2 separate regions of the Homo sapiens genome follow, and region 2 is linked to region 1. The links are chromatin contacts, found by Hi-C or POLR2A ChIA-PET in ENCODE. All regions are on one chromosome and are shown on one strand. Each heading gives the region's core, a stretch centred on a gene start or an enhancer-like site at or near the end of the contact. The rest is flanking DNA. Distances are from core to core; before and after follow the strand shown.

The links. A loop is a pair of places that touch in the nucleus more often than their neighbours do. ChIA-PET counts read pairs that join two places held with the same protein, here RNA polymerase II (POLR2A). Pooled maps may share reads with other maps.
Region 2: a loop to region 1 is called in a pooled map, with 5 times the contacts of the local background. The contact joins the promoter of RPS15 here to the promoter of ATP5F1D in region 1. A Hi-C loop is called at or near these places in 2 of 37 single-sample maps with no recorded cell type and 9 of 50 pooled maps. POLR2A ChIA-PET finds 5 or more read pairs at or near these places in 7 of 52 experiments (Caco-2, GM10248, H1 and 4 more).

The regions. Positions count from the first base shown.
Region 1 is chr19:1,239,388-1,243,469 of GRCh38, reverse strand. It overlaps ATP5F1D (ATP synthase F1 subunit delta), which reads right to left and starts at 1,719. Exons shown (of 4, transcript NM_001687.5): 1 at 1,479-1,719; 2 at 861-1,014. The coding sequence starts at 1,619. CBARP-DT (CBARP divergent transcript) reads right to left here. Exons shown (of 2, transcript NR_186324.1): 2 at 3,950-4,082. RefSeq lists silencers at 1,440-1,549, 2,889-3,248 and enhancers at 1,850-1,919, 1,960-2,089, 2,956-3,514.
Region 2 is chr19:1,435,564-1,439,645 of GRCh38, reverse strand. It overlaps RPS15 (ribosomal protein S15), which reads right to left and starts at 1,250. Exons shown (of 4, transcript NM_001018.5): 1 at 1,218-1,250; 2 at 754-839. The coding sequence starts at 1,220. It overlaps DAZAP1 (DAZ associated protein 1), which reads right to left. Exons shown (of 12, transcript NM_018959.4): 12 at 3,962-4,082. RefSeq lists enhancers at 1,007-1,226, 635-1,505.

The DNA.
Region 1 (4,082 bases), core at 470-2,969:
TGGTCTCAAACTCCTGGGCTCAAGAGACCCTCCCACCCCGGCCTTCCAAAGTGCTAGGATTACAGGTGTGAGCCACCGCACCCAGCCTCGCCTGGTCAGTTTCTTTTTATTTTTTGTAGAGACAGGGTCTCACTATGTTGCCAAGGCTAGTCTCAAACTCCTGGGCTTAAGCGATTCTCCCACTTCAGTCTCCCAAAGTGCTGAGATTACAGGCATGAACCACTGGGCCTGGGTGGTTTTACATCTCTTGCTTCGACCATCCTACATTGGTTGGTCCAGAGCCAGTCATAAACCGGCTGAGAGCAGGGTCCCCTCTGGTTCGCTTTCATCACCGGCCAGCCCAGGCTCCTCAGTGGACAAACCTGCTAAAACTGTATTTTTCTTATTTGAGATGGAGTTTCACTCTTGTTGCCCAGGCTGGAGTGCAGTGGCACAATCTCCTCAGCCTCCTGACTAGCTGGGACTACAGGCACCCGCCACCACGCCTGGCTAATTTTTTGTATTTTTAGTAGAGACGGGGTTTCACCGTGTTAGCCAGGATGGTCTCGATCTCCTGACCTCGTGATCCCCCCGCCTCGGCCTCCCAAAGTGCTGGGATTACAGGCGGGAGCCACCGCACCCGGCCAGTTTTCTGTATTTTTAGAAGAGACGGGGTTACATCATGTTGGCCAGGCTGGTCTCCGAACTTCTGACCTCAGGTGATCCACCTGCCTCGGCCTCCCAAAGTGCTGGGATTACAGGCTTGAGCCACCGTGCCCGGCCTAAAACTATTTTTTCTCGCAGCCTCAACTGAGACGGAGACTGACCTGGGATGTGGAGCCCCAGCCTGGCCTGGCCCTGCAGCCCTCCACCGGACTCACCAAAGTATTTGGAGGTGGTGCCGTCCTCTGCATGCACCACGACCAGCCCCGGCCGCAGGACCTGCAGCGTGGGCACGTGGGCCGCCAGGATGCCGAAGGCTCCGGTCAGCGTGGGCACGTCCACCTGCCGGACGTTGGCACCGTTGAAGAACACCTGCAGACAACAGCGTGGGGAATGATGGCGGGGCAGGCCGGCCCCGCGCCCACCGGGCACTCGGCCTGTCCTGCTAAGTAATGGGTCAGGGCAGGACCTGGCGCTGATGTGAGGCACTGAGACAACCCAGCGCAGGGATCCGAAGTTGCAGCTTTGGTCCTCAACAGTTGCGCCTCATTCTACTGATCCGCGAAATGGGAATGCAACGATCCGGCGACACCCAGGCTTTGGCCAGGGAGATCGGGGAGGGCACCCAGGAGACGCTTATCTCGGGGAGGTGCCCGGGACGAGGGCAGCGCAGGGCTCGGGCAGCAGAGGCAGGGCCGAGGGTCCAGGGCTGAGTAGCCTCGGCTTCCGGGGCGCGCGGGTCCGGGGGCCCGGAAGCGGGGGTCGCGCCCTGGGGGTGGGGACCCTGGACTCCGGGGGCGGCGGCCACGGAGGGTCCCGACCCGCAGCGCCCGAACCTGCGTGGGAGAGGCGAAGGTGAAGGACATCTGGTTGGGGCCAGAGGCGGCAGCCGGGGCGGCGGCGGCCTCGGCATAGGCACGGGCGTGGCGGACGAGGCGGCCAAGTCCCGGGCGGCGGAGCAGCGCGGCGGGCAGCATGGCAGCGGCGGGCGGCAGGAAGCGGGTAGCTGGCGGACAGCGGACTCCGGCGCGGCGCGGGCGGCCTGGAGGGCGAGGAGGACGACGCGCAGGGACGTCTGGGAGGAGGAGTCCCGGCGAGAGCGCAAGCGCGAACTACGACTCCCGGCAGGGCGCACGCGACGTTGACGACGCAGTGCCCCGTCGTGAGGTATTCTGGGGGTTGCAGTTTTGTTCCGGCCCGGGCTGCGGCAGAACCAGGGGGTGGTCAGATAAGGGCGGTGAAACCGTCCTGGGAGGTGGAGTAAAACGAACTTCAGTGAAATTCAAGATTCGGCTGCGTGGTGGCTCACGACTGTAATACCAGCGCTTTAGGAGGCTGAGGCCAGAGGATCACTTGAGGCCAGGAGCTGGAAACCAGCCTGGGCAATAGTGTAGATCGCCCCCACCCCCGACCCGTCTGTACAAAAAAAAAAAAAAAGATTTTTGGGGCGCTCATTGGATGCAGGGCCCTGGATAGACATCAAGAAAACATCAAGTTTCCGGCTCTGGGCCAGGTGTGGTGGCTCCAACCTGTAATCCCAGCACCTTGAGAGGCCAAGGCAGGAGAATCACTTGACCCCAGGAGATGGAGACCAGTCTGGGCAACAGAGGGAGACCCCGTCTCTACAAATAATCAAAATTAGCCGGGCGTGGTGATGCACGCCTGTGGTCCCAGCTACTGGGGAGGCTGAGGCGGGAGCATCGCTTGGGCCTAAGGAGATTGAGGCTGCAGTGAGCTATCATTGCGCCACTGCCTAGCCTGGGCAACAGAGTGAGAATCCCACTCTGGGGCCGGGGGTTATTTAGCAGACATTTGAGATCATTAATAAGCAGGTCAGGCCGGGCGCGGTGGCTCACGCCTGTAATTCCAGCACTTTATCCGATCTGGAGGGCGAGGCAGGCGGATCACCTGAGGTCAGGAGTTTGAAACCAGCCTGGTCAACATGGCGAAACCTCGTCTCTACTAAATATACAAAAATTAGCCGAGCATGGTGGTGGGCGCCTGTAATCCCAGCTACTCGGGAGGCTGAGGCAGGAGAATAGCTCGAACCCGGGCGGGGGGGGGGGGGGGAGGTTGCAGTGAGCCGAGATCGCGCCACTGCACTCCAGCCTGGGCGACTGAGCAAGACTCTGTCTCAAACAAAAAAATAAATAAAATTTAAAAACAAACAGGTCGTAGTGGTAGGTGGTGGCAAAAGCCAAAAATAAATCACAGTAAAAGCCGAGAAAGTGTGCAGGACGGGACAGGGTGGAAGGCTGCAGGTGCAGCTGTTCTAGGAAACGGCGACCGCGGCGAGGGGCACAGCGCGGGCGACGCGGGAGGGCTCGCTGGGGATCCCGGACCCCGGCGCGCTGCTCCTCGACGCCGGCAGAGGGCGCTCCGCGCCCGGAGATGCGCTCGCCGACCCCCCACCTCCTGCCTGGCCGTCGCCCCCGTGCGCCTCTGACGCAGGAGCGCGTGCGCGGGCGGCTCGGGGCTCCGCTGCCGTCAGCCAGCGGCCCGCGCAGCCTCGCTCGCGGCTATGACGTCACCGCCCCGCCCCCGCGCTCACGCAGGTCTGCGGCACCCGGCCGGGCCCCCAGCCCCGCTCCTTAGGCTCCGGGAAAATGCGGAATCGGGGATGGCGGGGGTTGGGGCTCGGGCTCCCTGGAAAGGGCCTTGAGCCTGGCGCGGTGGGCTGGACCCCAGGGGTGCAGGGAGCAGGGGAGGCCCTGGGGCTGTGGCTTTACAAGGGTGCAGCCAGGGAGATCCAATGCCTCCTGCTGTGGGCGAATCCGACACGATCCGTGGCTCCCTACATCCGGAGGCTGCACCCTCGCCCCCTGCCCGTGTTCAGGCCAGTGCAATGGCGGGCGCCACTGTCCCCTGGAACCCAAGCACCTGAAGAAGGCCCTGCTGGTCCGACTCAGGATGAAGGCGTGGGCCTGGCTCCTCCCACCGGGCCAGCGCTGTGACGGTCACTTGGAGCCTGGTCATCCTGGCCCTGGCTCGGGGGGTGCAGAGGAGGAGGCCTGTTCACTTTTCGAGTCGTGACCTGTGCACCTCCTGGCTCTCAGGACCGCATATCCAGCTGCCACTCCAGGAAACTGGGAGGCCTAATAGACTCAGTCTCACTCGTGGAACCACTTCCCTCCAGTCCCCACTCCAGGGTCGCCCACGGGTGAGGGCGCCATTACTCCAGCCCCAAACCTGGGGTTCCTCTGGAATTCCGCCCTGTCCCGGCCTGTGCACCCAGCATGGCCACCGCGGCTACCATCTCTTGCCTAGGAGGCCCCAGCCTCCCCCCGTTTAGTACAGGTACCTTTTCTTCACACAGCCAGAGGGAGTCTTTATTAAAAATCAGAAACCTGGCGGGGTGTGGGGGCTCACACCTGTAGTCCCAACAATTTAGGAGACTGAGACAGAAGGATCTCTTGAGCCCAGAAGTTCGAGACCAGCCC
Region 2 (4,082 bases), core at 1-2,500, 200 kb before region 1:
AGGCGGGAGGGTCGCTTGAGCCCAGGAGTTCAAGACCAACCTGGACGACACAGAGAAACGCTGTTTCCACAAATAATCAAAAATCAAGGTCGGGCGCGGTGTTCACGCCTGTAATCCCAGCACTTTGGGAGGCCGAGGCAGGTGGATCACCTGAGGTCAGGAGTTTGAGACCAGCCTGGGCAACACTGAAACTCGTCTCTACTAAAAATACAAAAATTAGCCGGACGTGGTGGGGGGGCCCTCTAATCCCAGCTACTCGAGAGGCTGAGGCAAGAGAATCGCTTGAACCCGGGAGTGGGAGGCTGCAGTGAGCTGGGACGGAGCCATTGCACTCCAGCCTGGGCGACAGGATGAGACTCCGCCTCAAAATAATCAAAAATTAAAAAATAAAAGCGCAAGCCAGATGCCCACCACCACCCTGCCTGGAAAGGACCCAGCGACCTCCACCGCCCTTAAAATCTAAGGAGTCTAACGCAGCCCCTTATTCTAAGTCACGTGGGCTACAGACAGGGGCTACACCTTCCAACTAAGCCGCGGAAAAGTGAACAACGGGGGGCAGGTTGCAAATAAGCAAAAACCTCAACGTCTCTGGACAGTTTTCTGGGCGCAAGACCACACTCAGTTCCAAACCCGCGCGGAGACCGTGCCCGCCCACCGCCGCAGAGGCGCTTGGACCCCCGCCCCGCCGCCCTCACCCGGACAAGCCCCACCGCTGGCCCAGCCCCTGCCCGCGACCCCCGCGGCCGCCCTTACTAGGACATGTCCAGCAGCTGGTCGAGGTCCACGCCGCGGTAGGTGAACTTGCGGAAGGTCCGCTTCTTCTTCTGCTCTACTTCTGCCTGTGCGGGCGCGGATCGGGCGTCAGCGGGATCCCGACACCCATCTCCCGGGGCCACCGGGCCCGAGGACACCGCGGAAGACGCGCGGCGCCGCCGGGGACAGAAGCCCGACAGGGACACACCGCTTCGACCCGTCCCCGGGGATCACTCGCGGCTCCGGGTTACGAGGACCCGGACATGAAGGCCCGGACAGGCCTTCCCAGCCCCGCGTCGTCCCGACACCCACCAAGTCCGCCCCTCGCCCCAACATCCAGCCGCCTGCAGGGTCGGGAGCAAGCCGCCGTAGCCGCGGGGACGAACTGCGGCCCCCGCGAGACGGTCAGAGGTTGGATGGAGCCGGATAGGCCCGGCAGAGACGCGCCAAATCGCAACACTCACCATCTTGCCGGATCCTCAGAAGAGATCGCTTTGGTCCGCGCCTGCGCAGTTATCGCGAGACTGCCGGCATGTCCCGCCCCCTCGGCCGTGCGCGCACACGCGCTTCCGCTTTCCCGGCGGCGAACACGCGCCCTCTGCCGTCTGGAGGGCAAAACACAGGCTGCAGGGATTAGAGCAGCCGCCGCCTGAGGTCTGCAGAGCCGCTTCCTCCACGGAGTGGGACTTTGGACAAGTCGCCGCCCCTGTCTGAGCCTCGGGTTCGTGCTCCGTCATCTACACGATGGCACCCACATCAACAAGTATTTATGGAGCGCCTACCGTTTGCTCGTAGGTGCGGTTTGGCGGTTCAGGTCCCACTGTGGGAGGAACACGAGAATTCATTACAGATACTGGAGCAGGGACAGGGCCTCGCTGAAAAGAACCATTCCGGCTTTAACAGATAAAATTTTGTATATAAAGTTAGTAAGGACAACACAGTGAGACTGCCTCTCTACAAAAAAATACAAAAATTTGTGTACACACGGACATAAAAGAATAAAAAGTACAAAAAATTCCCAGCTACTCGGGAGGCTGAGCCTTCAGCCCAGGAGGTCAAGGCTGCAGTGAGCCGTGATCGCGCCAACGGCACTCCAGCCTGGGCGACAGAGCAAGACCCTGCCTCAAAAATAAAGTTAGGAATATCACTGGGTTTGTTAAGATATGTAAATGTAATGTGAATAATGATAGCTCAAAGAGAAGGAGTAACTAGAACTATGTAGGAGTGACTTTTTTTTTTTTTTGAGACAGAGTTTCACTCTTGTTGCCCTGGCTGGAGTGCAGTGGTGTGATCTCGGCTCACTGCAACCTCTGCCTCCTGGGTTCAAGCGATTCTCCTGCCTCAGCCTCCCAAGTAGCTGGGATTACAGGCACCTGTTACCGTGCCCGGCTAATTTTGTATTTTTAGTAAAGACACGGTTTCTCCATGTTGGCCAGGCCATGTTGGTCTCGAACTCCTGACCTCAGGTGATCCACCCGCTTTGGCCTCCCAAAGTGCTGGGATTACAGGCGTGAGCCACCGCGCCTGGCCTAGGAGTGATGTTTCTGTATCTTACTGGAATTAAGTATAAAGTTGAAGGTGACTATTAACTATGGATGTGGCACCTGGCTGGGCGTGGTGGCTTATGCTTGTAATTCCAGCACTTTGGGAGGCCGAGGCGGGCGGATCACCTGAGGTCAAGAGTTCAAGACCAAGCTGACCAACCCTAACTCTACTAAAAATACAAAAAATTAGCCAGGCGTGGTGGTGGGTGCCTGTAATCCCAGCTCCTTGGGAGGCTGAGGCAGGAGAACCGCTTGAACCCGGGAGGCGGAGGTTGCAGTGAGCTGAGATCGCACCACTGCACTCCAGCCTGGGCGACAGAGACTCCTTCTCAAAAAAAAAAAAAAAAAAAAAAAAGAAAAAGAAAAAAAAAAAGCACAAAACCTCTGGGAACCCGAGCTTAGCTGTGGCACTGTCCAGGGAGCTGAGCTCTCCCCAGCCGTCCCCACAGTCCCAAGGGAAGCCAATTACACTGTACTCAGGGAGGGCTGAGTCTCCGTCCCGAGGAGCACAGGACCTATGTGTCGGGCCCGTCCATGTTACCCATTTTCCTGCAGCAGAGTGTCCTGGCTGGAAAGCTGATTTTGTGAGTGCTGCTCTTTGGCTGGGGGAGCTAATGTAACGGGAGGGGCTGACACTCAACACCATGATGACCTGTGGTGTGGATAGACAGCCGCCCCCGCCTGGCCCTCCTGGGAGCTGGGGCAGCAGCTCCTGAGGACATGGGAGAAGGCTCTGACGGCAGGGAATGGAGCTGGCTTCCTGGGCTGAGGCGTTGAGGGGTACTGTCTCAGTGAGGAAACTGCACTGCACAGGGATGTTGGGGGTACCCCTTCTCTTGGTTCTCTCCAAACTAAGTCAAACCTTCCCTGTCCCCAAAATATGAACTGGGGCGGGGGGGGGTGGTTCTGGCTGTCGCCTGAACAGTCTCACGCCTGGCACGCTGTAGGCTTCCAGTTTGGGACTTCATGGTCCTTTTTTTTTCTTGTTTTGTTTTTTGAGACGGAGTTTCGCTCTTGTTGCCCAGGCTGGAGTGCAATGGCGCAATCTCGGCTCACTGCAAGCTCCGCCTCCCAGGTTCAAGCGATTCTTCTGCCTCAGCCTCCCAAGTAGCTGGGATTACAGGCATGCACCACCACACCCGGTTAATTTTTGTATTTTTAGTAGAGACGGGGTTTCTCCATGTTGGTCAGGCTGGTCTCGAACTCCCGACCTCAGGTGATCCGCCCGCCTCGGCCTCCCAAAGTGCTGGGATTACAGTCGTGAGCCACCGCGCCCGGCCCTTTTTAAGTCTCGCCTTCCCTGCCACAGTGACAGAGTATCCCTTTCCAAAGATGCCCCTGTCCTAATCCCCAGAACCTGGGGATATGTCACCTTCCATGGCAAAAGATATGATTAAAGGTCTTGAGATGGGAAAAGCCTGGAGCCCACATTCCCCGAGAAAACTGGTGGTGGCCACATCCTCAAAGTCACAGCATCCCAAGACCCACTGAGGGATGGGCCCAGCTCGCCACTCAGCCTCTGCCCTGAAGCCCTCGGGGTTGCTGAGACCACCAAGAGCCAAGGGGAGGGCGAGGGCGCCTCCGTCGCGTTTCAGACCTTTCCTAGGCACTGGAAGGGTAGGCACAGGCCAAGACCAAGGAGGGAAAAAACGGACACAAAGTGGTTTCTAATCCAAACGCACTTCTCTTTATTCAAACCAGGGTCAAACTGGTCAATGGGAAACGCCCTGAAGCCACGTGCCTGGGGAGAAAGGCTTCCTACTCGGTTCGGTTCAGCGCTGCGTG